Regions from separate parts of the Homo sapiens genome. Here region 1 is linked to region 2. The links are chromatin contacts, found by POLR2A ChIA-PET in ENCODE. All regions are on one chromosome and are shown on one strand. The core of a region is the stretch at or near the end of the contact, and the rest is flanking DNA. Distances in the headings are between cores, read along the strand shown.

The links. ChIA-PET counts read pairs that join two places held with the same protein, here RNA polymerase II (POLR2A).
Region 1: POLR2A ChIA-PET joins it to region 2 with 10 read pairs in naive thymus-derived CD4-positive, alpha-beta T cell. The contact joins two enhancer-like sites. POLR2A ChIA-PET finds 5 or more read pairs at or near these places in 3 of 52 experiments (activated CD4-positive, alpha-beta T cell, common myeloid progenitor, CD34-positive and naive thymus-derived CD4-positive, alpha-beta T cell).

Annotation. Positions count from the first base shown.
Region 1 is chr3:71,561,518-71,565,939 of GRCh38, forward strand. All of the region lies in intron 2 of FOXP1 (forkhead box P1), which reads right to left. Among named protein-coding and RNA genes, the nearest start is that of FOXP1, 20 kb to the right of the region's middle. Within about 2 kb of position 2,479, at least 4 of the 41 ENCODE cell types and tissues checked have a DNase peak (open chromatin) inside an H3K27ac peak, as active enhancers do.
Region 2 is chr3:71,206,120-71,210,013 of GRCh38, forward strand. The region is part of intron 5 of FOXP1 (forkhead box P1); the gene reads right to left. Among named protein-coding and RNA genes, the nearest start is that of FOXP1-AS1, 82 kb to the right of the region's middle. Within about 2 kb of position 2,397, at least 7 of the 41 ENCODE cell types and tissues checked have a DNase peak (open chromatin) inside an H3K27ac peak, as active enhancers do.

The sequences.
Region 1 (4,422 bases), core at 1,229-3,728, 360 kb after region 2:
TGTGACTGAGTAAGCTCTTAACCTCTCTGGAACTCAGTTTTCTCATCTATAAAATGGAGATGCAAGTCTCTTCCCTGTAAGGTTGCTGTCAGGATAGAATGAATTACACATATAAAACATTACAACAGCGCTGGCACTCACTAAGCATTTTGAATGCCGTGGTGGTTGCAGAGCTGGCATTTGCTGACTAGTCCCTTATATATGATCCTAGACAGAATCACTGCAAATCAAATTCTATCCCATGAAAATCATCATCGAGCACCAGTATATTTCTTTGCACAGTATTTTCATTCACTATTCCACTAACTTAGGAAATTCCAAAGATGCATTCCCACCTTCAGTTTCTTTTTTTCTTTCTCTTGGGGGATATGGAAAGAAAGAAAGAAAATGCAAGTAAGTATAGCAAACAGCAAGTAAACATTTTTCATCTTCTACTTGCAAAGCCAAGGGCTGATTCTAGACCACTACAAAGTACTTCCATATGTCTCCATCCTAGACAAAAAGGAAAAAGGGCCAAGCATGGAGGCCTGATGATAGGAGTTTGGGTTTAAAACCAAGACTCTCCAACCAAGTCTCAGTCTTGGGCTTCTATCCTCCGAGCTGTCAAGAAATGGAGGGATATGAAAGAACTCTACATGAGTCCTCCCAATGGTTGTTTCTGCCTGGACAGGGAGCAATGATAATCACTGTGGGCATAATAAGGGCAACCACAGTAGTGCCTATGATTTATTGAGGGCTCCTTATGTTCTAGGCCTTCTGCCCTGTTCCAAGTAAATTACATACATTAACTTACCTAATCTTCACCACCAGCCTTACGCAGCAGGTGCTATCATACCATTTTGTGGGTAAGAAAACTGAAGCACAGAAATGTTAATAGCTTGTCTAAGGGTCATGCGGCTTGTCAGTGGCCAGGCTGGGGATGTGAACCAGACTCTGGCTCAGTATCTACTGAACTATGTGTTGGGCTGGATTCTTGACTAGGCACAATGAACTACTGCCTTTAACCAACAGAGTCATAAGCGCTAATATTATTGACCTTTCACTGAGGGCTTAGGATATGACAGACACTGGGCATCATGTGAATTATCCTTACAACAACCCAGACAGGTACCTATTATCAACAACAAAATCATTTTACAGAAGAGTAAACTGAGGCTAAGAAATTGACCCAAGGTCACCCAAATACTAAGGGACCACACTGAGGCTCAGTTCTATTTTGTCTGCTTCAGAGATGATACATGTCAGGAATAGAATAATTTGGTTTTTCTATTAGTGGAACTGGATCTTTCTTGGGTCTTACTCAAATAAGAAGTTGAGCAAAGACTTCTGGGCCCAACAGATACATAATCTGGACTTCCTGGGCCCATTCCTTTGTCTCTATTTTATTTGGTATTCCCTCCCACTCATGCAATCGCTCCCTGTTCTCATCCCTTCCTTTAAGAGCAATGGGAAGAGAAGCATTGTGCCCCTAGCAAGTGCCCTTCCAGGAAAATACAGAATGTGAGCCTGCTGAGGTTGGAGAGATGAATGAGGAGCCAGGCTGGCCATGCAAGGCAAAGTGGGAGCAAACTGCAGAGGGGTGTGTGTATGTGTATGTGTGTGACTGTGGCCAGGGAGTGGCTGGGGAGGAGCAAGCTGAAGGAAAAGGAACAACATCCTGGCTCAGTGGAGCCCTAGGGGAGAGATGCAAAAGCTCTGGCTACTCTATGGGGTGCAGTAGGTTGTTTCAGATGCTTTCTTACTAAAAGCAAGACATAGATGGGCATCTTGTACATATGACCCACTTCTGAGTTTAACAAAAAAGGGCACATGGAGAGGCCCCCTAGGATGGCAGACCAAGCTGGGCAAATTTTATTCAACTCAATGCATGTCTAAGGGCTCAGTGCATGCAAAGATCGGCAACTGGCTGAGAACAGAGTCACCTTACCTACCGCAAAGGCAAAGCAACTGTGGGTTCTCTCTAAATCCTTCAGGACAAAGAACCAAAGTAAGTCTTAAGGACAATGCTTTATTTAGATATAACCACCGGGCTGTGAGAATATTTAAACATTTGGAAAACTTTGTATTGTAGCCATGAAAATGTGGTATTCTAGTCTTGGGTCTTCAATATGTAAATTTTTCTACATTTCAGAATATGAGGATATATGTAACACAGTCTCAAACCCAGAGGAGACTTTGTAACTCTATAAACAGGGTGTGAATTCACTTATTAAAGATATTTTCCTTGCACCCAAGGTGGAACGTCAAAGACAATGTGACCAAATGACAACTGCAATCCTGTGCCACTCGACAAGTAAAACCGTGTTTTCAACACTGTCTCAAAAAATGAGGGCTTTCCTCTCTCTCACCTTTCCTAAGGAGCTGGGCAAGCTGGTGCCAAACTGCCGTATGACTTCATCTCTGAAATCTGAATGGCACGTGTGAATACCCACAGTATGCCAGATTATCAGTAAGGTGATAATGCTTGTATATTATACCTGCTTGGCACCATTTGAATGAGGTTCCCTCAGGCCACTTAAGGTTTCACTTCCTGTTACTTGCACCTGCACTAATTTCAGAAGCAAATAAAAAACCCAGCAAAACCGTATTTTAGGACCTTATTCAAAAGCAAACAGACAAAAACCAAAGCAAGTCAACACAAACCCCAAAACACAGCAATAAGGTAATTAACCTGATGTTCCAAAGCTCATGCCACATATACAAGGTAGGCTTCCTTCAGTTTTTTCGTAATCTTTGCAAAGTTCTCATCCGTTATCTGCCTTGGCTATTTAATGTGACTTTTAACCAATAACGATACAATAGTAATAATCAGAAAAGCTAACATATATAAAGCTCCTGTATTTGCCAGGCACCCTGTGTCACATTCCACATGGATTATCTCATTTAATCCACCGAACAAATTGATGAGGTAAGTTCTTTATTCTGTCCTTTTAAACCCACACAAACATACACACACATTTATGGAAGATCAAGGTAAATCAGAAAGGTTAATAAGCTTTGAGTCACCCAACAAGTGTTAAAAGTCTCTGGTTGGCCGACCTTGAGTCGCTGCCCGTAACTACCACGTTGCAGTGTGACTGACACACATGACCACATTGGATGAGGATTTGGTTACACCCTTGGCCAGTGATGCAGGCTGAGATTAGCAACACTCTTTATCCCTGGAGTTAAATGTCAATTACAGAGTTTTCTTAAAAATTATTTGTAAGTGGGAATTTATATTTCAGTGGACGGGCAGACAATCATTTTGGGGAAGTTATTTCCATAACATTTTTGGAGGATGGAAATTGAAAAGAGAAAGAAAATAAATCAAATCATTACAGGCAGTGGCTCAGGCCTGTAATCTCAGCACTTTGGGAGGCTGAGGTGGGTGGATCACCTGAGGTCAGGAGTTCAAGACCAGCCAGGCCAACATGCTGAAATTCCGTCTCTATTAAAAATACAAAAATTAGCAGGGCGTGGTGGTACACGCCTGTAGTCTCAGAGGCAGGAGAATCTCTTGAACCCGGGAGGCGAGGTTGCAGGGAGCCGAGATCGCACCACTGCACTCCAGCCTGGGCGACAGAGCAAGACTTTGTCTCAAAGAAAAAAGAAAAATGAAAGAAGTCAAATCATCCACTGAGGAGTTAGGGGCTATACAGATACCAATGTCTTCTGTCAATTTGTCCATAGTGGAGTGTTAGGGGTTAAAAAAAGGATGAGAAATGATGGCTTCACGGGCTTCAGACTACCAGACCACATTAACCCACGGGCAGGCCTTCTATAGGGATACCAGGCACACTGCAGCAGGAAGGCAACATTCCTTATTGGTACCTTTGAAACAGTACTTTATTGTTAGGATATTTTATTTTGGTTGTTACCAATTCGTTGTGTAAAACTCGTTGGGTAAGAGAGAGTCTCTGCTAAATACACATATTTGGTGGCAGTGATGGGGGGGGAGCTAAACAGACTCTTAATAAGAAATTCAAATCAAGAATTACTCAAGACGACACCTGCCTTCTGGCCTAATGGAAAAATCAATCTGTCAGGTCTTAATTAAGTGCTCAGGCTAGAAAGAAAAAGCGGCAGCTTATACTTGGTATAGTACCTAGTATATTTTCGGTAGTCAAAATGTAACTAAAAGCCGTATTTGTTGCAGAAATGGTAACTATGCATAAAGATGGCCCATTTGATCCTGGGCGGCCATCTATTTAGTAAATAAAAGGTTGAAGCAGATGAATCTCATAAGCTTGTTGACAAAGATCTCTACGCATAATGATGTTGGGTTTGGATGTTTAAATGATGTTTGTATTAGAATGCCCAACTGAGGATGTCCAAAAATAAGGTAGGGGGTAACGCTGGGTGATCACAGAGCAATACTTTCTGCCCCAGAAGTCATTTGGGGTCGATAAAGGAGTACATGAGAGAAGAGGTGAACAAATG
Region 2 (3,894 bases), core at 1,147-3,646:
ATAACAAGAATTTAACACATAATTACTAAATGTTTGACTAAATGATTAAATGACACAAAATTCCAAGGCCAACCTCTTGATCAAATGAGATCAAGGGCTTGTGCTGGCCTCCAACTTTTATATTCCAACTTTAAAAATACTCTATTTCCTGTACACTTCTTTAACTGTTTTGGTGTTCTGAAACTCCAAAAGTAACAAGCCATTAATTAAATCTGTTAGGTCTTAAGAGAAGTAGGATGATCTCATTAAACATTGAAAGATAATCAACCAATGAAATTTCCTACAAAAACCCATTGGAAACACTGAATATATATATGGACAATTCAGATGGGCTGGAGAAGGTAGACAATGGGATGTTTAATTTTCCCTGTAATTCATGACTCAGAATAGAGTTGGCGGGATAGGGTGGTAATAAAATAATGTTCCTAACAAAAGCACAGGCTTCCCCCTTCTTCACCAGGCTTTCAATGTGAAGACAGGAGACTTCATATTTCCAAGGAAAAAAAGGATTTCTGCATTCCAATGCCAAGGCAGTAAAGTTGTTCAGAGCAACTGTAAATGTCTTATTCTTCAGAACTGTCTTCATCAAACTTTCTTGGATAACGTAATCTTTATAAGACACCAATGAGCACAGATAACAAGTTGACCCCGCTCCAAAAATTACAGATGTCTCAATTTATATTTTTTAGCTTTTCAGCTCTGGTGGGTCTTGGTTCGCTTCTTTCCTAATAGACAAGAGTTTAAGTGCCGTAATCATAGCAACTGTGGGCAAACGAGGGAAGTTAGAAAGAAGCCGCTCTAGGAAACAAGTACAAAGCAGAATGCATACCCACTCCCTCGCATATTAATCCTGAGGAGCTCAAATAATTAAATAGAGACTGAAAAGGAGCTTTGCCAATCCAGTGCTAGGCTGTTTGCTTTGCCACAAGGAAGCCTCTGAAGGTCAGGCATGATGGGGCCAGGTGTTCTGGGGAGCGTAATTAAAATGCATTTTTACAGAACAAAATAGATTTTAAGTTTGAGAACTAACAAAGCCCACGGAACTTTAATCATTTGAACATTCAAACAGCTGAATTCTCACAAATAGCCCAGTGGAATAAAGTGACCAACAACCAGTTCAGAAAAGTCTTTTTTTTTTTTCATTTCTATATTTTCTATCATTTAATGTACACGAGGCCAGGTTCATAACATAGATTAATGACTGGCGTGATCTATGACACACTTCACGTATCTCCCGCTTTGGCTCAAGCCCCTCACCGCTCTAGTGGCCAAAGTGAACAATATGTTCACAGCATCATGGTAATGTAGTGAATGTGGGCCATCAGAATTCTGTTGCTTGCATTTCTCCGTTGTGCAAAAGGAACAATTATTTAATTTTATCCTTCAAAAACTCCAATATACATATATGTATTTTCCCCCCTGAAACTTGCTCTCACAGACAGATGAGCAAGGCTTCTCTGACATAAAAGACCACCATTTGCCTCTGCAGGTCATGACCCTCCAGCCTCCACCCTCACCCTGGTCGGTGTTGTATCTTTGTAATTTACAGCAAATGCTAGGAGAGCATACCTCATATTGAAACACAAGGCAAATTCAGAAACAGCAACAAACAATAACTTAAAAAAAAAATGATGATATGATGCGAGCTGAGAGTTTTCTCTACTGTTTGCAAAACATGACAAAGGCCAGGCTAATGTTCAGGTCTTATCTAAGGTGGCTCCCAGTGTCCAAGGGACAAGCGTCATGTGCACACACCAAACTAGATAAAGAGCCACATGCTTGCTTTACTTAACTAGAAATGATACAAAGCATAAACTCACTTTAAAATGGACAGGTAAGAACCACAGGTAAGAGTAAAAACACTGGCTTTTAAAAATACATTATGCATATTAACTGTGTAGTTTCTTCCCAGTTAAAATATCTTCATTTATGGCAGGGGGGATTTATTCAGAACACATCAAAGTAAAAGTTAATCCTCCCTTCTCAAACTTGACAAAGAGTACATGCATCCAACAGGATCATATCAAGCCTACAGGACAACACGCAAGATAGACACAGTAACACAAAATCCAAGGATTGTACCTTTCAATGGTGACTGCCTTGTTCATAGTACTAGACTTTTTCTCCTACACCTTCTAAGTCCTTGTTTGTTCCACAAAGAAATTTCTAGCCATCTGATGCTCTATTACTGAGCTAGTGGCCTTTCAGGAGAGCTCTCTCCCTTCAGAAAAAAGCAAACAACTGCATAGATATCATTACACTAAGGAAATCTCTTAGAAAAACCAAACAACTTGCTAATCTCACCAGCCCCTTCATCCAAGCAAAAGATAAGAAAAGCAAACCTAAGTCTGTTTCAACCACATTCCAGGGACAAGTTCCCCTTTTTCTTTCTTTATCAAAATTCTAGCATTTAAGTTTGTGTGTGTGTGTGTGTGTGTGTGTGTCTGTTAAACAGACCTTGCAGGATAAACTGCTGCTCACACCCGCAAACAAAGCAATATCTGTTTAATAACGATTGCTGCCATGGGTACAGTAAACAAGGGGCCCAGCATTTGTGTTTATGAACAAACACATCATCTTACAAGAGCAATTTAACATTAACCAGGTGGAATAATCAACAGATTTCATAGGTGACAGCAGGGGCAGGGCTAACGTAAACAGAACTGGGGAGGAGAAAGAGGCCACTCTTTGAGAATCAAGGTCGAGGTAAATGCATTACAGAGTAAACAGCTGGGAAGAAGGCAAGATAAACAAACAGTCATTCTGACATTTAGAGAGGCAGAAAGGTTGTATGTTACATAGATCAGCTGCTGACCACCATGAAATCAAACCGGTTGGAGACCAAGCCTGCTTGTTTGCACAATGCCATGTTTGCTTATAAACAACAATTTGCTGTTACCAACATCACATTACTCACCATCATATAAGCCAGAGTGAAGCCAGTCAGATCCGCTTAACTCTTTACTGGTGACATTACTTAGAAATTAAAAAACAAAAAACAGGCCCCTTTAAGAAAAAGAGGTCAGTCACCCCAAAATAAGACCAAGAGACCTCAGTCAATACCCTTTTATTTCCTGGCTTGCAGATAAAAATAAAGCATCCACATGGTTTAAACTACTAAAGGTTGGATTTGAAAACAGCTTTAAAACACTATAATGTTTTCATGCTTCAGTAACTCTGCATTCATTTCTTGGGCTCATCTTCTTTTATCAATGAAATATATGGGTCAAACACAGATTCGAATCTTTAATGTTTCATCCAGAAGGAAAACCTTAATGCTCCAGTCTCCTCATATCAAGCTTCTATTCTAAGATACCTTTAAGCCCAGTGGGCCCACAAACAGATGCAGAGCATTCTCAACTACTCTGCAAAAATCCAACTATATCAGTTTATGATGTTTTCCTTACAAAATATCAAAAAATAAAATAATCAGTTGATGTCCCATGTAACCACTCAGGGGTTCATTCTGTCAGCTTATCAATAAAATCTTAGCTCTTCAAAGCCCAGAATGAACAATAAGTTCGGTGTGTCCCTAACAAAAGTGTTAAGAAGAAACGTTTAATCTCTAAAAATTTCCCTGATGTGCACTACCACATAAAGCAGCTTACTGTGTGTTACAAGAAAGTTATCATGCCTTATCAGAGATACTATATTTAGAAACACAATCGGCAATTAAAACATTAGTTTCAATCTATTTTACAGATACTTTAACACCATTAATTTAATTTTGATACATGTGAAAAACCTCCTTCCATTACTTAAAATTTAATAAGCAAAACATACTGAAAAACAGTTTGGTAATTTATCTATATCTTACACTTATAATCAGTTAGCTAATTTTTTTAAATTCTGCGTGATGTCAGTGCAAAGTGCAGCAAAACACTGTCTGCTGGA